Linked DNA regions of Homo sapiens: region 2 is linked to region 1. The links are chromatin loops, found by intact Hi-C in ENCODE. Cell type or tissue: mammary epithelial cell. All regions are shown on one strand. Links, peaks and the distances in the headings refer to the core of each region. The heading gives the core; the rest is flanking DNA. Region 1 overlaps AMBRA1 (autophagy and beclin 1 regulator 1). Region 2 overlaps DGKZ (diacylglycerol kinase zeta).

Region 1 (10,548 bases), core at 810-8,809:
GAAGCTCCCCAGACCCAACAGGCCCAGGAAATGCTCAACAATAACATTGAATCTGAGAGGCCAGGCCCTTCCCACCAGCCCACCCCACACAGCAGTGAGAACAACTCCAACCTGTCCCGTGGCCACCTGAATCGCTGTCGTGCTTGCCACAATCTCCTGACCTTCAACAACGATACCCTGCGCTGGGAAAGAACCACACCTAACTACTCCTCTGGCGAGGCTAGTTCCTCTTGGCAGGTCCCCAGCTCCTTTGAGAGTGTGCCATCAAGTGGCAGCCAGTTGCCACCTCTCGAGCGGACTGAGGGCCAAACGCCCAGCTCCAGCAGGCTGGAGTTGAGCAGCTCTGCTAGTCCGCAGGAGGAGAGGACTGTGGGGGTGGCCTTTAACCAGGAGACAGGCCACTGGGAAAGAATTTACACCCAGTCCAGCAGATCTGGAACTGTGTCACAGGAGGCCTTACATCAGGATATGCCTGAGGAGAGCTCTGAGGAGGATTCACTCAGGAGGTAAGCAGTCGCTTTCCTATCTTCTGCATCCCTTGCTTTTCTCCTTGTATCATTTCCTTGAGTCCTATAGATGTTGTGGCTGTATCTGGAGTGTCTGGGACCCACGCATCTGCTTCTGATCTCGCCATTGCATTTTCTTGGAAAATCTTGCTCTGGTGGCAGAGATAGGATAGGGCCTAGCAGTATGAGTCAGTTGGCTGCGCTAGCTCTATTTCGGCTAAGCTCAAGGTTCTGGCTTTAGCCTTGAAAGGAGAGTGTAGATTAGGTTAGAGAGGCATGAGGAGATGGAACCATTGACTTTCTCTGCCTGCTTTTTGACCTTGTCGAGACATTGTATGTGCAGGACTACTTATTGTAGTAGTCCCAGAGTGCCTAGGAATAAGTAAAAGAGAACCCTGCATGGTAGAGATTAGTATATTGGCTCTTCGCTGATTGTATTGCTTTGGACAACTGAGTTCACTTCCTAATCCTTATCTTTTGGAACACTGCAGTTTGACAAAGGGAAAAGAAAAAAAAATACATATATGTATATATATGTATGTCAAGAAAAATTCCAATTTTTTCAGAGATACTTGTTTTTGGGCAGCCTATTGCTCAGTTGAGATTCTCTGAATGGACCTTCCAGGTGGACTTTCACCTTGGGGTGGAGAAGAAGAATAATTCATGGAAGGAAAGACTCTCCATACTCAGATTGGCATCCTAGCCAACTCTTTCATGGGAGAAACAGAGTAGGTGTAGTTGATCGCCCACCATATGTTCCATGTATGGCTATGTGCGCATCTATCTTGATTTATTAGGGACTTCTTTCTGTAATTTTGTAAAGGTCAAAGCTAGCATAATCACCAACTCCAAGAATATGCCTGTTGGATCCAAACAGCATATTGCGCTGCATTACATCCTCTGTCGAAGCAACTGAAATTTCTCTGACATAAGCTTCTAACAAGGGTGGGAATATGAATTATGCACATAATGTACTTGTTATTTTGGGAGGATGCTTTAGACAGTCACTCAGTCAATAAGTATTAGTTGAATGGTTACAAATTTTCTAACACTGTGCTAGGCACTGTGGGAAATACAAAAGAAGTATAATACATGGTCTTTACCCACCTGAGTCTACAGTGTTATTGTGGAGGCAAGACAACGAAATTTTTCAAAAGTATAGATGAGCAAATGCTTCATTGTATGGTACCGAGATTGGATGTAGTCTCAGAGAGAGGGAAGTATCATCCAAGAAGGCTTTGCAAAATCAAGTCTTGAAAGATGGATAGGATTTGGAGAGAGCAAGACCTTTTTATTTTAGGGAAACAGCACATGTTAAGGGAGGAAAGGGTATGGTATGTGTAGGTTCTTAGGCAGTTACTAAGGGCCCTGGGTAGGAAGCAGAGGGAGACTTGACTAGATGTGAAAGATGAATAAAATAGAGAGGTTGCTAACTCTGCCCATATGCTTGAAACCAGTTCTGGATTAACAGCTCCTCAATTCCTGGTTTTGGAATATTGTGCCTGGCATACTGGTCTTCATCAGGAGCCCGAGCCTCTGTTCTTCCTCTTTGCCAAGAGTGGTGAGAAGGCAGTCAACACAGGGCATGACATGTAGTAGGCACTTTAAAAGTTTATTAAAGATCTCTGTAAAAGGACTGTCTTCAGTTACTGCTCTAAGAAACCAAGCAGTTGCTGTTTCCGTAATACCAGTGTGCTCTGGTTAGCTTTTGTCCATTCTGCTTTAGTAGTACCTCTTCATGTGCTATTCTGAGAAATTCCTGAGTGGTTTAAATAAACTCTATTGTTTGATGATAATTAGAGATACCAGTTACTGCCGGGCACGGTGGCTCACGCCTGTCATCCAAGAACTTTGGGAGGCTGAGTCGGGCAGACCACTTAAGGTCAGGAGTTCGAGACCAGCCTGGCCAACATGGTAAATCCCCATCTCTACTAAAAATACAAAAATTAGCCGGGCTTGGTGGCGCAGGCCTGTAGTCCCATCTGCTTGGGAAGCTGAGGCAGGAGAATCGCTTGAACCCAGGAGATGGAGGTTGCGGTGAGCCAAGATCACGCCACTGCACTCCAGCCTGGGTGATGGAGCAAGACTCCATCTCAAGAAAAAAGGAAAAAAAGAGATACCAGTTACTGAGGGCCTACTATGTGTTAGGTATTGTGTTCTTGCTTTGAAATAATTCCTTCTGCCTTCAACAACGACTCTATGCAAGTCAGGTATTCAATTTTCCATTTTATAAAGTTGAGGAAAGTGAGGCTCAGGGAAGTCAGTTTCTTGTGAAAGATCATATAATAGGTCTCTGAGTGAGAATTTGAACTCTGGTCTTCATGACTAAAGATTTGTGCAAGCTGCCCTTCATGGCATTTTCCTTAATATAACATTTTTATTTTTTTGAGATGGAGTTTCGCTCTTGTTGCCCAGGCTAGAGTGCAATAGTGTGATCTCGGCTCACCACAACCTCCATCTCCTGGGTTCAAGTGATTCTCCTACCTCAGCCTCCCGGGTAGCTGGTATTATAGGCATGCGCCACCACGCCTGGCTAATTTTGTATTTTTAGTAGAGACGGATTTTCTCCATGTTGATCAGGCTGCTCTCAAACTCCCGACCTCAGGTGATCTGCCCACCTTGGCCTCCCAAAGTGCTGGGATTCCAGGTGTGAGCCACTGCGCCTGGCCGATAACTTCATTTTTAAGTGAACCACTTTTTTTCTTTTAATATTTTATTATGGAAATCTTCAAACATATATAAAAACGAAGAGAAAAGTATAACTGAGCTTCCATACACCTATAACCTGACTTCAAAGGTTATCAATGCTTGGCTGGCTTTCTTTAATCTATATTCCGTCTGCTCCCGGCACCTAGATATCAGATAATTTTGTCTGTAACCACTAGATTTTCTAGAGCAATGCTGTCCAATAAAACTTCTTACACTGATGGAAATGTTCTCTATCTGTGCTATGTAAGATGGTAGCCACTGGCCACACATGGCTATTGAGCATTTGAAATGCTGCTACTGTGATCTGAGAAAATAAATGTAATCTTTAAATTTTTAAGTAATTTAAATAATCACATGTGACTAATGGCTATGATATTATACATCTAAAATATTATTAATCACTTAATAAAGTAGGTTATTTAAAACCCAGAAACTACTGGGTAGGTGCAGTGGCTCACGCCTGTAATCCCAGCACTTTGAGAGGCCGAAGCAGGCAGATTGCCTGAGGTCAGGAGTTCGAGACCAGCCTGGCTAACATGGTAAAACCGCGTCTCTATTAAAAATACAAAAAAAATTAGCCAGGCATGGTGGTGCATGCCTGTAGTCCTAGCTACGTGGGAGGCTGAGGCAGGAGAATCACTTGGACCCGGGGAGGCGGAGGTTGCAGTGAGCCGAGATTGCACCACTGCACTCAAGCCTGGGCGACAGAGCAAGACTCCGTCTAAAAAAAAACCCAGAAACTATTAAGGATGTACCATAATTTTTTGTTTAAGTATTTTTTTCTTTTCTGGTGCCAAAAAATATATGCATTGTGGTTTAAAGTTCAACCATTTAAAAATGTGTATTATAAAAATGAAGTCCCTGGTCATCTCACTGTAAACAATTTTATATTTATGCTCATTTTCTTTTAAAATATACAAATAACTCAGGGTTCTCATTGTAAGATAGTATATTAATACAGTAGTTACATTATTTATATGGAATCACTTTTAAATGAGCTAGGATGTCGTATACCATAAGGGCTGACAGCTGTCTCAAAAATGAGGTATGTTGTAAAATAAGTGCGTACACATTAAAGAAGGACCACCATTTGAATGGCTGCATTCTGATGTAAATCACTAAGACAAACAGGTGCTGGTCTGCCTCTTCCTCTGCCTTCTAAAGGGGCTGAAAGTCTCTAGGTGATGAGCCAACCCTTGCTTCTAGTTCTCCAGCAGGTGTCACTGTTGGGCTGCTGCTGCTAGGTTAGGATGACTGGGAAGAAAAGGTGTCCCTGCTGTTTGTGTACGAGGTTGGTTCTTTTAACAAAGCCTGTTTTTGTAGATGACTGTTGTTCCTGAGTGAGTGGAGTTCATAAAAGGTGATTGTACTTGAAAGGAGAAAGTTTTGTTCATTGGCCTTATAGTAGAAGATAGGCAAAGGAGAGATGTCTGGATCCTTGGTGCTGCTGGGATATTTAATAGTGTTTGCAAATAGTGAGGGTATTGATAAGCATACAGTGTGTATTTCAGTGTAGCTGTGTGCTGCCAAGTGGTAATAACCAGTACACGGTTTGTCTCCTTTTGCCTGTGGGCAGTGGAGGGCAAACTGTCTTTTTATAATAGTCTGACGCTACATTGCAACTTGAGTGGTGGGCCTTTGCTTCACTACAAAGAAATGATTTCTCTGTGTGGGAGTGCAGGATCCAGCAGAAGATCAGGGTATTGTGGCTCCTTGCGGTAGGGTGCCCTTGGCCTTTAAAAACTGGTACTAGGAAAAAGAAAATGGTTTCAATGGCAAGTTAAAACTGGAGGGAACCTAGAACTTTTGTAGTCTAGTCTCTCTCTGATGACAAAACAGAGAGAGTAAATGATTTCTTAAAGAGGTGTTTGTAAGCAAAAGTGGGGTTTGAACTCCTGGGCCCTGAAGAGGGCACCCTTTCCTCCGTTTCATTTGAAATAAGTGCCTTCAAACAGCAGTTTTCTTTGTCAAAACCTCTGTTGCTCATGTAGGTCATTGCCTGAGGGAACTTTTCAGTTAACTCTTATTGTAAGAAATTGGAGGTCTGTTAGATAATTTGTAATTATTATTTTTGGGTAGAATGGTAACTAACACAATGCTTCTAGGAGAAATGCTGTTTTAGTTATTTGCCCATAGAACTACATTGATTAATCCCAATAAAGTGATCCCTGTTAGGGATGTTCACTATTAAAATTCCAGCAACTGAGAGAGATAAAAATTGGTCTCAATCTCCTCCTAGAAGCACTAATTGTTTCTGTATTCTGTCTCTAGGTAGTTAAAGACTTGGGTCTGGAGTATTTAGTAAGACTGAGCGTCTTCTGAGAATTTAGGTCTTTTTCTCTCATGATAGATGAAGACTGGGGAAGTACATTGACGGCCTTAGTGTGAAATGTGGCCATCAAGGTTAGAGTTAGAAGCCCTCATTGGATTGCTAAGTTTCTTAGACTTTTATGGGGGAATTGCTTTGGAGCTTAGAACAGTCTGAAGCCCTTTGAGGCTTCGTGGGCCACCACACTTATTTGATCCCTCAGCTCCAGTCACTTGGGGATTCTCCAGGGAGGCCTCGGCCCAAACATTGATGGAGGAAAATAAATGGGTGTCTGCGGGGCTGATTGTAGGTCCACAAAAGGGGGCCGGCAACCTAAAAATGAGGAAAGTAGCAGTCTTCTTAGCCTGACTACTATAGAAAGGGGTCCAAATTTAGTAGTTTTTCTGTGCCATTGATCTAGCTGAGTCTAAAGAGTTTCGATATCTAATCTCTCCCAGTTTCTTTGGATGGGGAATATACACAATTTATTATTCAAAACCCAGCACAGCTGTCACCGTGTCCCTTGGGAAACCTTCCCTGACTGTCCCAAGTAATCACTTCCTTTTCTTTGTTGCATGTGTACTAGATACTTCTTTGTGATATTGCACCCATGACAGAAAATTATTTGTTTACCTTTCCGTCAGTGAGCTCCCTGAAGGCAGTGATCATGTCTGTATATATCCCTTGTCTACCTAGAATACTACCTGGCCACACAGTAGATGCTCAGTAAATGTTAGTTGAATTGAATAAGTAGAATTGAAATTATGTTCCTTATGGTTTCATATGCAATATAAGTCCTGTTTGGCCTTTTTAGTAAAAAAGATTAAAAAACCTATTACTATATCCCATCATTTGGTCTTACAGAGAGTCATTGGCTCAATAATCACTTGTTAAATAAATGAAACGGTATTACTTAGAGTTGTACAAGGAAGTCACACCTTCCAAAACTTGAGCTCCGGTGACCTCTGATGTTTCACTGTGTGCTATGTTCCTAACTTGTGAATGGGTTGTCCTGAAGCCTGTAATAAGTCTGTTGCACCTGGCCAATATGTGTCCTTCATATTGGCTTTACACTGATGACTCAGGGTCTGCGCCTTCCTCGAGAGCACTGGCATCATATGCAGCCTTCCCTTTTTTTATCTTTTTGGTACCCCATTCCTATTGAATACAGCTTGCTCTTGACACCATTTTGTTGGTCTTTGGCTTGGCATCTCAGTAATATTATTAGGTCTTTGGCTTGGCACCTCAGTAATATTATTATCTCTGCCAGTCAGTGCTGTTGGTATTTTTTTTCTCCTTAAAGATTCTTCTGCAATCTCTATGAAGGTATACTTGGTCTTGATTTAGTTCAAAAATTACATGTGGATAATCCAATTTAAATGCGAAGGTTCTTTCCTACTGATGCTTTTTCTTTAAGTTTCTGTGGAAGGCATTCATTAAATTTGCTTAGAAGTAGGATTTTTAGGGTTTGAGAAAATGTGTGCTCTCATCTTTTGTTTTGGAGTCTGAGCATCATGAGAGTGAACCTTGTTAAGTTTTGAGATGCTTGTAGGTCCCTTTTTTCTTGTGGAGGTCAGAATCCTTATGTTAGTTAGCAGAAAGTTTTGCTTTACCTCTAATTATGCGGAGTGTGAATAGTTCCCCCTGAAAAAAACTGGTGGAATTGTTGTCTTTGGTATTCAAGATACTATACAGTAAACGCTTTCTAACTTCTGAGTTCTTCTTAGTTAGAAGTTCGGCATTTAAGGACAAATAGGAAAGAATCCTCAACTGTGAGAATTTCATTTGTGATACAGGCAAATTATGACGTGTTCTTTCTAGGAAGAGAGAGGAACAAGTATTGGGAAATAAAAAGGAGACAAAGCCTGTGGTGGAATTAACAAACTTATTTTAAGAGATGTAAGGGAAGGGAAGCTGGGGAAGGTAAACTCAGGCTTTAGAATAGGGTACTGAGGGCTGGGTGTGGTGGCTCATGCCTGTAATCCCAGCACTCTGAGAAGCCAAGTTGGGCAGATGGTTTGAGCTCAGGAATTTGCGACCAGCCTGGGCAACATGGTGAAACCCTATCTCTACAAAAAGCTCAAAAATTAGCTGGGCATCGTGGCATGTGCCTGTAGTCCCAGCTACTCGTGGGGCTGAGGTGGGAGGATCGCTTGAGCTCAGAAGGTTGAGGCTGCAGTGAGCCATGATTGCGCCTCTGCACTGCAGCCTGGGCAACAGAGTGGAGACCCTGTCTCTCAGAAAAAGGAAGAGGGAACTGAGGAGTATGCACAAGGACTGCTTCCTGGATGAGTTTGGTTCTTCCTAATAACGCTGAGAGTTGGGCTTGTAAACTGTGATTGATCCATGCATCCATCCATTCACTCATTCCATTAACAGATATTTACCAAGCACCTGCTGGATTTCAGGTGCTATTTATTTTACTTTATTTTGAGATGGAGTTTCGCTCTTCTTGCCCAGGCTGGAGTGCAATGGTGCGATCTGGGCTCACTGTAACCTCCGCCTCCCGGGTTCAAGTGATTCTTTTGCCTCAGCCTCTCAACTAGCTGGGATTACAGGCGCCTGCCACCACGCCTGGCTAACTTTTCTGTATTTTTAGTAAAGACGGGGTTTCACCATGTTGGCCGGACTGGTCTTGAACTCCTGACCTCTGGTGCTCCGCCCGCCTCGGCCTCCCAAAGTTCTGGGATTATAGGCCTGAGCCACCGCACCTGGCTGGCACCAGGTGCTATTTAAATGCCAGCAATAATTCTCTCATTCTAATGGGAGAAAGACAATAAAAAAATAAGATATCTAGTATGCCAGACAGTGATAAGTTCTATGGCAAAAAAGAGAAATGTATAAAAAATGTAGGGGATGCTGCAATTTGAAATAGGATCATCAAAAAAGGTTTGATAAGGTTACACTGGAGCAGAGGAGACCTTAAAGAAGTGCGAAAACAAACCCCGTCGACACTAGGGGAAGGACATTTTAGACAGAGGAAAGGGCGAATGCAAAATCTCTGAGATGCTTGGCACCGTCAGCCAGTGCAGCTGGAGCACAGCAAGGGATGGAGTGATAGAAGATGAAGTTGGAGAGGTGACAAGGATGAGATTATGCAGGGTCTTCTAAGCCATTTAAAAGATTTTTGCCTTTTCCTTTGAGTGACTTGGGAAACCATCAGAAGTGGAGTAGCATGATCTTATATTTTAAAAAGATAACTGTGGCTGCTGGTTGAGAATAGACCTAGGAGCTAAGTAGCGTAAATTAAAGCTAGGCCAACTCTGCACACTTTTAGATTGATTTGTGTCTTGAGACTGTGTTGAGAACCAAAAAGGAGGAGTGACTTGTTCTGTCAAGATAAGAGAGGCCTTAAATGTTTGGGTGAAGAGCTGATGAACGGTTGAACAAATGAATGAATCAATCATCTCAGCAGGCATATTACCTGCAACAAAGCCCCTCCACTCTTCCCCAACCTCCAAACAAGAAGGCGTGTTATCGAACTGTGAGGAAGGGAGAGCTTGAAAAATTAATAGTAAACAAGAGATCATAAATGGAAATGAAATTCCTGTTTTTTGCTAATTACAAAACTATTGTCAATTCATTTGTAAAAAATCAAACATTACAGAAATGTACAATTGTAGAAAGTGGATATCCTCTTAAAGCCACTGCTCAGAGATCTGCTATTAACAATTTGTGTGTGTGTTAACTCCAGAATTTTTTCTATGCTAATCAAAACACATTTTTCCATTTATTTTAATTCTTTTCCTTTTTTTTTTTTCTTTTGAGACAGAGTCTCGCTTTGTAGCCCAGGCTGGAGTGCAGTGGTGCAATCTTGGCTCACTGCATCCTCCACCTCTGGGGCTCAAGCGATTCTCGTGCCTCAGCCTCCCGAGTAGCTGGGATTACAAGTGTGTGCCACCAGGCCTGGCTAATTTTTGTATTTTTAGTAGAGACAGGGTTTCACCATGTTGGCCATGTTTTGTTTTCTTTTTCACAGTGTTGCAGGATCTTTGTGTACTTAAGTGTTTTTAGAAGATGAAGTTCTAGAAGTGGAATTGCTAGTGCCCAAGAGTATGAGCGTTGTTAGTGGTAAATGAAAATTAATTGTATGCTACTCATTATTACTAATGTAAGATATATAAAGTATTTCTTATTTCCTGTTTTATTTAACTGAACATTATTTCATAGATTTCATAGATTAGAACTCTTAAGGCCGGGCACTGTGGCTCACGCCTGTAATCCCAGCACTTTGGAAGGCCAAGGTGGGCGGATCACAAGGTCAGGAGTTTGAGACCAGCCTGGCCAACATGGTGAAACCCCATCTCTGCTAAAAATACAAAAATTAGCTGGGCATGGTGGTGGGTGCCTGTAGTCCCAGCTATTTGGGAGGCTGAGGCAAGAGAATCGCTTGAAGCCGGGAGGCAGAGGTTGCAGTGAGCTGAGATCGCACCACTGCACTCCAGCCTCGGCAAAAGAGAGAAACAACATCTCAAAAGAACTCTTCAACCTTTCTTCCCCCATAAGCTCTTAAGCTTATCAGTAGTAAATTCTCCTACTACGGGTTTTCAGGAGCTTCCTCCTCAAGTTTTTGAGAAAAACTTTTGTTTTATTCTAATAATTGCCACCTTGAGGTGTTAGTGTACATTTGTTCTCTGACACCCTTGTATGAGAAAAACATAGCCCTGTTCTATCTCTGACAATCACATACATACTGGCCTTCATCCACTTAGTCTTCTGTGTCTTATTAAGTGATTGGAAAAATCCAGGCATCTCTTGCCTCTTCATAAGAAAGTAATTTTATATTAATTAATTAATTAATTTATTTCTGAGACATAGTCTTGCTCTGTCACCCAGGCTAGAGTGCAGTGGCCCGATCTCAGCTCACTGCAACTTCCGCCTCCCAGGTTCAAGTGATTCTCCTGCCTCAGCCTCCTGAGTAGCTGGGATTACAGGCGCCCACCACCATGCCTGGCTAATTTTTTGTATTTTCAGTAGAGACAGGGTTTCACCATGTTGGCCAGGCCGGTCTTGAACTCCTAACCT
Region 2 (10,548 bases), core at 439-8,438, 170 kb after region 1:
TGTGGAGCACAACAGCGAGGCTTGGTTTTGCTCACTGCTTAGAGAAGTGCCTGGCAGGTAGCAGGCGCTCAGTGCATGTCTATGGAATAAAGCAGCATCTTCTGACCAGGCGTGGTGGCTCATGCCTGTAATCCCAGTGCTTTGGGAGGCCGAGGCAGATGGATCACCTGAGGTCAGGAGTTCAAAACCAGGCTGACCAACATGGTGAGACCCCATCTCTACTAAAAATACAAAAATTAGCCGGGTGTGGTGGCGGGTGCCTGTAGTCCCAGCTACTCAGGAGGCTGACGGAGGAGAATAGCTTGAGCCCGGGAGGCAGAGGTTGCAGTGAGCCAAGACTGTGCCACTGTACTCCAGCCTGGGTGACAGTGAGACTCTGTCACAAAAAACAAAAAACAAAAACAAAAAAAAAAACAAGAAAAAAAAAAGAAAACAGAAAAACAAAAATTAGCCAGGTGTGGTGGCACCTGCCTATAATCCCAGCTACTCAGGAGGCTGAGGCAGGAGAATCGCTTGAACCTGGGAGGCGGAGGTTGCAGTGAGCTGGGATTGCGCCACTGCACTCCAGCCTGGGTAACAGAGCGAGACTCAGTCTCAAAAAAAAAAAAAAAAAAACAAAAAAAAAACACAGAAAAAACAGCATCTTGTGAGGCAAGTACTATTATTCCCATCGTACAAGGAAGAAGTGGAAGTTGGAGAAATGAAGAGACACGCCCGAGGTCCCAGAACCAGCAAGTGGAAAAGTGGGATCCAGTCCCCAGTCACCTGCCCTGCCCCCCACCAACCCTGGCCAACTTACCCGGTCGGTGGCGCCTTCATCTCGGTCCTCAGGCCCTGCCTCGGGGTTGGGCTCAGCGTGGAGGTCCCAGCGGTCCAGCTGTACCACGTTCCCCTCCTCCACGTGGGAGAGGATCTTGGACACAGGCTCATCTGTGTAGCCCTGGGGGAGCAGGCAGGGACTGAGCCCTCTGTGGCTGGAGAGGCCCCAGCTGCACCCCCCTCCTATGGGTGCTTACCCCACCCCAGTTGAGGGTTCGGGCCAAGTCGTTGCCAGTACCCAGGGGCAGGATGGCAACAGGGGGTGGCGGCTTCAGGCGTAGCTGGTCCAGGGTGGAGAGGATCCAGCCCACCTGGGGGAGGAAGAACAGAGGCAAATCAGGCCCACAGGGACCCCGGCTTCAGGCCCAGCCCTGGTGCTCGGCTGGCCCATGCGGGGAGCTCACCGTGCCGTCGCCCCCGCACGCCAGGATCCGCAGGTTGTGCACTTTGCGGTACATCTCCAGCCTGGGCTCATGGGAAGATGGCAGTGGGGTCAGGGGATGTGTGCTGTACCCCAGGAGTGAGGCAAGTTCCCCCCCATGTCCCCCACAAAACCTTGGCAAGTACTTACGCCTCCTTGGGCCCTCCCTGGCTCAGGTCGAAGACTTGTCGGGGATTGAGATACCAGAGGAAAGACTGGATGATCTTTGCACCCTGGATGGGATGGGGAGCCAAGAGACAGTCAGGCAGTGGTGGGACGAAGTGGGAGCAGCAGAGGGAGAGGGGTGTGACTGTGGGAACCAGGGCCAATAAGGGGTGAGGGGTGGAGAAAGGACAGGATTTTCTCAGGATCCCTGGGAAAGAGGGATTGGGGTAGAAGCCAGAAACGGGCTCTGGGAACAGCTGCTGGCAGACGGGCTGGACCCCAACCCCCGCCCGAGCCCTTAGCTGAGAGGCAAGGCCGCGTTCACCTGGTTGCCCCCACTCTTGGGGTTCACAAACACCAGCAGGGGCTTCATGAGCGGGGAGGGGGTGGGCCTGATGATGAAGGGTCTCCAGCGGCCCTCCTGGGAGACAAGGTGAGAGGCTGTAAGCTCCTTCCCGTCCAGGACACCCTACCATCATCCTTAGCAGGCCCCCTGGGTGACTTTGTTCCCTCTTTGTACCCTCACGTACCATCTCTGGGCCAGATCTTACCAGGCCACAGAGCAGAAACTGGCATCTAATCCTGCCTTCCTCAGAGGCCCCAGAGCCCACACAGACCCCCACCAGCTGGCAGCATTAGCTGGGGGTGGAAGTTCTGTACCCTGAGCAACAGACCCCTCTCTCCTGCTCCCCTGCAGCCTCTGCCCAGCCTGGGGCTGACCTCAGGCCCTTTCTTGCTGGACTTCCTCTTGAAGGATGCCCTCTTCTTCTTCTTGCTTGCTTTCAGAGTATTCTGCAAGGGAAGCAGGGGTGTTGGTGACGAGGTGGGCAGGCTGGGGTAGCTGGCAGACCCCAAGTGCGTACGGGGCATCAAGGGTGCAGGCAGTACTCACCTGGGGCCTCCGGGCGCGGAGGATCCAGGTGGGCGGGATGACCACGGCTGCGTGGACCCCCAGCGAGCACGGCTCCTCGATCTGCTGCAGCATGAAGCAGGACACCTTGCTGTGGTACTGAGGAGAGCGAGGGGCCGGGCTCAGCGGGACCGTGTTCAGACTCGGGGACCCAAACCCAGCAGTGCAGGGCCTGGCCCTGGGGGCGGGGGCACCACTCACTGCCTGCTTGCACCACGAGCAGCTGATGGCCACAATCTCCTTGCTGTGGAAGGTGAACTTCTGCTGGAATCCCTGAGGGTAGACAGGATGGATGGGAACCAGGGCAGGCGTGGAGCAGCAGACCCAGCCCCTCTCCTGGTGCCAGCCTCTCTCCACCCAGAGACAGGGCCTCGCTATGTTGCCCAGGCTGGTCTCAAACTCCTGGGCTTAAGCAATCTGCCTCAGCCCCCCCAAGTAACTGGGAACAACAGGCATGTGCCACCATGCCCAGCTTTGAACACATTTTTTGTTTTTGTTTGGAGATGGAGTCTCGCTCTTGTTGCCCAGGCTGGAGTGCAGTGGCGTGATCTTGGCTCACTGCAACCTCCACCTTCCAGGTTCAAGCGATTCTCTTGTCTCAGCCTCCTGAGTGGCCGGGATTACAGGCGCCCACCACTACGCCCAGCTAATTTTTTGTATTTTCAGTAGAGACAGGGTTTCACCATGTTAGCCAGGCTGGTCTCGAATTCCTGACCTCAGGTGATCCACCCACCTCAGCCTCCCAAAGTGCTGGGATTACAGGCGTGAGCCACCACACCCAGTCTGAACACATTTTTTAAAATAAAAAAAAATATGTATAAGATAAGCCTGAAGAGCAGGGTGGCTTAGCCCGGGCCCCCTGACTCCCTGAAGTTACCTGCACGGCACCACATGCATACCCGTTCTGCCACACTGCAGGCTAACTCCTGCCTCACTCGGATTTTCCCTCCTTCCTACCCCCGAGGCCTGACCAGACCCCCATGTGCTGTTAAAGAAATTTACTGCCGCTTCCGAGTACCTATCACATTCATTCCCTGTTCATCACACAGGCTGTTATGAAAGGCCTGCAGTGGGCCAGGCGCTGAGAATCAGTGAAGCAAGCCTCTCCATCTTTGAGAGCCTGCACTTACTGAGGGAGGCGGGCAAGAAGCAAACAAGAAAGTGAACCAAACAACTGTGGACTGGGTTAGGCGGTCGCCTGGAAAGCCTGGCTTCAAGCCACACTGTCCTCAGGAGGGTGGGAAACCGCTGCCCAGCTTGGCGCTCGGCACACAAGTATCCATGGAGTCACCGAATGAGTAAGTCTATACGATTCTCCAAAGGGCCACTTGCAGCTTCAAAGCAGGCCAGGTGTGCCACATGGGAAGAAAACTTTCCTCCCTGCTCTCCTACTAAGCCCAGAGACCAAGAGCAGGCCAGGGTGCTTGAGAACTGAAGGCACTGCAGCCAGGCTGAGGGTCAGCCCCGGACTCTGCACACCAGGGTGTGGTCAGTGATCGGCAGGCCACACCGGCCACATGGCCTGGGCTCAGGACCGCAGGTGCAGGTGGCGATGTCCTCGGGCAGGGCCTCTCACCTTCCCACAGTGCCGACACTTGCCGTCCTGGCGTCGTCTGTGTACCCAGTGGTGCCGTACAAAGGTTGGCTGGGGGAGAAGGGGAAAAATTTCACTGGGTGAGGGGTGGGCAGGGGCACAGTCCTGAGGACTGCCCACACGGCTCAACACACGGGGCTGCAGGAAGCGCTCTGCAGTCCTGCGCATGAGTGGAGGAGGGGCTAAAGACTCTCTTCATGGCCTGGGGGAGGCTCAGACTCAGAGGGACAGAGAAGGCTGGGAAGCACCAGGAGGCACAAGCTGTCCCACCCACTCCGCAGGCAGCGCTAGTTAGGCCTCCGCATGGCAGACCTCAGACAGACCTCAGTGAGCAGCAGCCTAGAGGGAGCCGAGCCCCCTGGTGGCACTCCAGAGGCACTGCGCAGAGGCCCATGCAGGAATCTTAGGGTGGCCCCATCCCTGACCACCCTGGGCACTTACCTCGCGGACATTCCTGGAGCCTGATTCACGGAAGGACGGCTTACAGCGGAAATTTATCTGTGAAACATGGCAGTGACCACCAAAATGTCAGAACCTCCCTTCGGGGTCAGGTATGTGGTCACTCCCTCCAGGACAACCCAGAGTCATCCTCACAAGGTGGGGATACCCCCAAATCGTCACGAGAGTCCTTGAAACACGAGACACCTCCTGTGAGAAGCCCTCCTGCCTCTCTGCCTCCTCCTCACTAGCCAGAGGGATCTTTCCTTCTTCCACCCAGGACCCAGGATGAGGGGGAGGTTGGGAGCTTTGGGTCCGTCTCCCCCACTAACATGGGACCATGGTTTGCTCGTTGTTTTTTTTTTGTTTTTGTTTTTTGAGACAGAGTCTCGCTCTGTTGCCCAGGCTGGAGTGCAGTGGTGCGATCTCGGCTCACTGCAACCTCCACCTCCCGAGTAGCTGGGATTACAGGTGTGCATCACCACGCCTGGCTAATTTTTGTGATTTTTAGTAGAGATGGGGTTTCACCATGTTGGCCAGGCTGGTCTCAAACTCCTGACCTCAGGGTGATCCACCTACCTCGGCCTCCCAAAGTGCTGGGATTACAGGCATGAGCCACCGCACTCGGCCGCATCCTTTCTTCCTCGCCCTCTGGCACTCCCGACCCGGGCACACGCAGCCAGCCTGGTCCTCACACGCAGACTTGCACTGCCTGGCCCCTGGAGACCTTTAGCTAATTTGTGGAACCCTAGGTCGATTTCCACCTTAAATGATGAGTGTACAGTGCTTGGGGCTGCATTTCTATTTCCCTTCTCATAACTGTCCCTACTTCAGCCTTATTAGAGGTATAAGGAAGCCTCACTTTACAATTCAGAGGCTGGGGAAAGCAGCCTGTGTGAGCCTGCCTGAACCACTCCTAGTCTTACAGTCTCTCCCGTATGATGGCCTGGGTTTCTGCAGGCTGGGAAGCGCTGCCCCTCCATGCGAACCCTTCTGCCCCTGGCCTTGACCCGTCTGCCCAGTGCTGCCTCCACCTCTAGAAGCACAGTGCCCAGACATGCCCCCAGCTGCAAATGCACAGTGGACAATGGCCCTTGGGGAAAGGTCTCCACAGAGGCAGGGTGTAGCCACAGCTGAGTTATGAAGCTTCAGCAAATCAATGGCCTCTTCTAAGCACTAGTTTGGACATGGTGAAATGGTACAAGGGCCACCATTCGTCAATTCATTCCATTGAGTGATATTCAACGAACCCACTAGGCGCCAGGTTTGTTCCAGGCAGTGGGGATACAGCAGCTAATCAGTGAGGAGCCAGGATTCGAACGCAGGCATTTGGCTCCAGGGTCCTTGACTCTTCACCCCCGAGTGCTGGGTCACTCCTGGCAGGCCGTTTGTATAACATGTGGGTGTGAGTGCGCGCTGAAAGGGCCTCAGCACCCAAAGGGCAGGGGCGGGCAAAGCTGAGCTACCCACCCACCTTCTCCAGCTGCTCGATGCAGGGCGTGTGCACCACAATCTTGCAGGCTGCGCACTTTCTTCGAGACACTGACTTCTGCTGCAGGACAGGAAGAGAGGGCCCCTGAGGCACCAGGTAAGTCTATCTCGGAGGCTGCCTGCCCCAGCACAGCTGCCCTTTGTGTGCACTGGGAAGCCCCAGTCCTGGCATCCGGACAAAGCCCCTGCACCCCTCACCATCCTGGGGCGGCCCACAGCAGGGGTGCCAGGGAGCGGGCTCAATCCCACGTTCCCGGAAGGGCTGCGGCTACTGGCTCCACCAGCAGGGGGCGGCGTGCCCCTACGAGCACTCACCAGCATCCTGGCTACACAGTACTGCTCCCCAACGTAGCAGAAGTCCCCGGACACGTTGGTCTCGAACCAGATGTGCTCCCCATATGTCGCTGACTCCTAGCCACGGGATGGGCTTGCTCAGCACACGCTGGCCGCCCAGCCCTCCCTCCCATCAGCCCCCGCCCACCCGCCCTCTCCCAAGACAAACCCACTCCAGCGCCCCGATCGACCCTGCTCTGTTCCGTCTGCCCCACTGTCCCAACCCTTCCAGGCTTGGCTCTCCCAGCTGCCTTTAGTGCCTCCACCCGCCAGCTGCGCCTTGGCCAAGAGCCCAGAGGGTCTGGGACCCAGGGGTGTTCAGGCACTCACGCTCCAGTCCACTGTACTCCGGATCTGCCGCTCTGACTCGCTGCACGGGGCCCCAGGGGTGGGCGGAGGGGGGGCCAGGTGCTGGAGGCCCGACTTGGTGATGGCTTTCCTAGAGAGGAGAAGACAGCTGAGGAGGGGGCTGAGCACTTGCTGACCCTACTTCCTCCCACCTCCTGGGGCCTCTGCCCTTTCCGTGACCTCGGCAACAGGGAGGGCGGAGGAGCCTCCCAGCAGCCCCAGACACTAAGAGGCTCCCTGCAAGAGACATGGCCTTTTGGGGTACGCTGGCTTCAGGGTACTGCCCAGAGTGTTCCCAAGTGGGGAACCCTCAGCCAGGCAGAGCTTCAAGGCCCATGCCCAGGCCAGACCCACAGGAGGTCACACCACTCGCCCTGCTGGCCACAGCTATACCTACGCGAGCAGGGCGCTCCAGGCCTGGGGTCCGGCCGCCTTGCGCCGTAGGGCTACCTGGCGCCTGCGGGACAGTGGGCGCACACGGGTGGGCAGCATGGTGCCGGCGGTGGTGCCTGAGGCTCTTCGGCCCCCAGGGCCAGGGTGCTGGCCTGAGGGCCGCCGCTGGCTGAGGCGCCGATAGTAGCCGTGCAGGCCCCAGAGAGCGTGGTCATATACGGCATCCGCGGGGAGCAGGTGGGAGGAGGCTCGGCGCAGGTAGCGGGGTAGGGGCAACAGCGGCTGGGCGCCCCGAGGTGGGGGTGGCCCTGGTGTCTTGGTGCCTGGCTGGATGGCGCTCGATGCCTCGGCTACCACATCCTCCTGGACACCCTCCTCCTCATTCATGCCCACAAGCCCGGTCAACAGCAGGGGTGCACCCAGAAGCTGGGCCCCCACGGTGGTAGGCTGTGGAGTGAGCACCTTATCCACGATGAAGCGGGGGTTGCAGGAAGGGGGCACAGTGCTGGAGCGCCGGCGGCTGGAACCCTGGGCCCTCACCCCGCAACTCAGGAGGCAGCCCTGGAGCTGGGCGCTGGAGCGGCGCCGCTGTGCCAGTGAGGAGGAGGCCTGCCCAGCGGGGGAGCGACGCCGGGCCTTGCCTGTGGGCAGCCCCACGCTGCTGGGCCGCTGCTGCCCCTCTCCAGGGCCTGGCACCTTCCCCCGGAAATGTCTCCTAAAGAAAGTCTCCATGGCAGGCGGTTGGCTGTTGGGCACAGAGACCGGGAGCATCAGGAGCTGGATCAGGCCACGGTCTGTCCTGTGTCCGGGAGCCCATTCACAGCCTCTGCCCCATGAGAAGGGAAGCAACCAGGAGCCCATTCACAGCCTCTGCCCCATGAGAAGGGAAGCAACCCCTGAGGGAGGGAGGGGTCACTGCAGCCTCTGACCTCCATGTGAGGATCCCAGGGGTGCTCAGGGGAGCCCACGTTTACAGCTGTTGGGGCACTGATGCTCTCCCCCATTGCACCCTAGGGAGCCCTGGAGTCCCAGGGAGGTGGGTGCTTCAGGCTACCCCTTCTTCCCCCATCCAGGCACCAGAATCTACAGAGCTCTGGGCCTAAAGGCCTCCACCTGCCCTGCCGGAAGCTGATGGAAAAGAAAACAAAAAGAAAATGGGGAGTCGGTCTGCCTGGATGGACGGTGGGGCCCAGGGCAGGGCTTCCCACTTGCTGGGCCTTTGTTTTGCCACCAACATGGTGGGGGCAGGTTAGGTGTCCCCTCATGGGACATGGAGCAAACCAAGCTATAACAAAATGAGGCTCTCTGCAAAGGAACTTAATCCTGACAGGACCCCCAGAGTCTCTCAGCCCATAGCCTTGGGGTCAGGCTGAAGGTGACTCCTGGAAATAGAGAGGGTCTAATGTGTAGCTCAGGGGAGACCAGGTCTCAGGGAACTGGAGAGTCACTGTCTGGCTCTCCTGGGAGAGAGGCTGCTCAGTCTCCCTTCACACCCAGGGGGCCGTGACAATAGGCTTGGGCCAAAAGCAAAGCCTTCTGGATTCTGGGTGTGTGCGTGCCTGTATGTCTGAAGTGCTGATGGTAAGAACTTTCTGGTGCTCGACTGCTCTGTCTCACCTTTCTGAAGGGACAAAGTACGGATACCCCAGGGTGAAGCTGGGTGATGCCGGGAAACCCTTCTGACTCTGCTCCTGATGGAGCCTGTGACTGCACATTCTTCTGCGGCCCTGATGCTGGAAGCCCCCATACTCACAATTCCAAACGCTGCACAGCCCAGAGCTCCCTCCTGCAGGCAGGCAGGAGCTGTGGGCATCATCCTAGCTCCCACCTGGACCTGGCCTCCATGGACCCATCCTGAACTCATGCTTTGCTCCCTCTGCCAGCTCACCTCAGCCCTGCCTACCCTTCTTCACAGCCAGCATCGAGCTCCTGTGCCCTACCTCTCCTAACAGTGGGGGAAGGGCAGCCTGCCTGGCATGGATCAGGCTGGCGATGCCTCCAGGTACCTGAGGCCACCTGTGCCCCACAGCAGGTGATCTCCTGGGCCCTGGTCCTGGGGAGAGACTGGTGGGGGATGCATCCTAACCGCTGGCAGCCACAGAGGTCAAGGTCACAGCCCTGGGACAGTGCTGCCTGGGGCTGACAGAAGAAGCCCTGTGGTCCCCTGAAGGCTGGCATTAATTAGGCATGGTGGGTGATGCCCTGGACGCATGTTGGGCAGGAGGAAGGATGAAGGCAAAGATGAAGGGCTGGAGGAGTCAGGCCCAGGCCGCACGTCTAGCACCTTCTCCTTCCATACACTGCACTGATTTGCTACTGCCCTGCAGGTCTTGAGCAGCTTCAGGCCAGGTACAGGGGTGTTGGGGGAGAGATGGACAGGGTGGAGGTGCCTAGGGAAGCAGAGTTCTGCACAGCTCAGCTCTTGGTCTCTGCCTATTGGAGTTTCCAGCTGCCTCAGATGACAGGGAGGTCAGGGCAGTGCTCTTATGACCCCAAATAGTGCCCCACTCAAAGCAGACCACCTGGGCCGGAGGGAGCTGCAGGGGCAGGACAGCAGGCATGGGTGGAGAGCGCTGGGTCTCCCCCAAAATCACCAGTGTCACGGCTGACATTTACTGAGCCCCTATGTGTCAGGCACTGTGCTAAGCCCCTGACAAACACTTAGATCATTTCATAAACTGCAACCCCAAGGAATAGGTACTGCATCACACTGCATTCCTGATGAGGAAGTTGACGCAGAGGTGACCGCCTAGAGTCCACGGCAAGTCAGTGTGGAGTCAGTGCTGGAGTCCAAGTCTACCTAACGGCAAAGCCTGCGTCCCAGAAATGGGGTGGGTTGCAGGGTCCTTCCTCCTGGAACATGAGGCTGGGATGGGGTAGGAAAGGGAACCAGATAGGGAATAATAACGAACACCTGCTACGTGACAGGCCCTGGGCTAAGTACTTTATCATCTCGTGTAATCCTCACCACAGCCCTGTGAGGTAAGCAGGACCTGCAGCTCCATTCTAGAGATGGGGAAACTGAGGCTTCAAGAGGGCCAGTAACATGCCACAGTCCCACGGCCAGTCAGCGGCATTCGGGACCTGAACCCGGGTCTTCCCGACCTGGGGCCTGCTTTGTGTCAGGGGAAGAGGAGCCTGAAGGCCCAACTGCCCCCTGCCGTCAGGGCACCGGCCTGCCAGCCCTCCCCAGGGTGTCAGCTTTCCTGCCTGCCTGGTCAGGCCGCCCTGTGACAGCTGCCCAGCCTGGAGGAGATTAGTCACCCGGACACACCGCCTGATGCTACTGTCACCCAGAAAACAAAAGGCCACAGTCAGTGGGGGGAGGTGCCGCTGCACCCGTGGGCAGCGGTGAGGGCTGAGCCCAGCTTGCGGCCCCAGACCTGCACTGACAACAGGGGCCAGGACCCCCTCGAGAGACAAGGGCGGCTTACAGGAGCTCCTGTGGTGCCCGGCTCCACACACTGCCAGGCAGCCCAGGTCCACATCTGTCCAGGAGTCTCCTCGGCGGCCGATGATGCCGCCCCTCCCAGCAGAGTGGGGTGGGCAAGGCCGGCAGTGCTGTGTGACTGTGTGCAAGTTGGCCCCTCACGGGCCTCAGTTTCCCTGTGTGTCTGGGGAGGCTGTCAGAGTGGC

The links. Peaks named below come from ENCODE experiments on the same cell type or tissue, not always from the same donor. Only the 100,000 strongest peaks of a DNase experiment are listed, where the experiment ranks them.
Region 2: it touches region 1 in a loop (14-fold over the local background); 15 of 110 quality-filtered maps call a loop at or near these places.

Annotation. Positions count from the first base shown.
Region 1 is chr11:46,531,903-46,542,450 of GRCh38, reverse strand. It overlaps AMBRA1 (autophagy and beclin 1 regulator 1), which reads left to right. Exons shown (of 18, transcript NM_001387011.1): 7 at 1-506. Among named protein-coding and RNA genes, the nearest start is that of AMBRA1, 57 kb to the left of the region's middle. RefSeq lists a silencer at 198-492 and enhancers at 3,817-4,322, 4,323-4,826. In mammary epithelial cell, for the core only: CTCF peaks have their summits at 4,429 (motif pointing right) and 5,115 (motif pointing right); a DNase peak (open chromatin) is centred at 4,450; H3K27ac peaks cover 249 bases.
Region 2 is chr11:46,363,353-46,373,900 of GRCh38, reverse strand. DGKZ (diacylglycerol kinase zeta) reads right to left here. Exons shown (of 31, transcript NM_001199267.2): 2 at 6,502-6,610; 3 at 6,154-6,249; 4 at 5,822-5,896; 5 at 4,351-4,407; 6 at 3,892-3,960; 7 at 2,517-2,588; 8 at 2,298-2,414; 9 at 2,126-2,197; 10 at 1,731-1,826; 11 at 1,391-1,473; 12 at 1,224-1,284; 13 at 1,017-1,130; 14 at 800-940. Among named protein-coding and RNA genes, the nearest start is that of MIR4688, 7.8 kb to the left of the region's middle. RefSeq lists enhancers at 3,323-3,880, 3,881-4,440, 3,516-4,715. In mammary epithelial cell, for the core only: CTCF peaks have their summits at 4,270 (motif pointing left) and 6,105 (motif pointing right); a DNase peak (open chromatin) is centred at 4,330.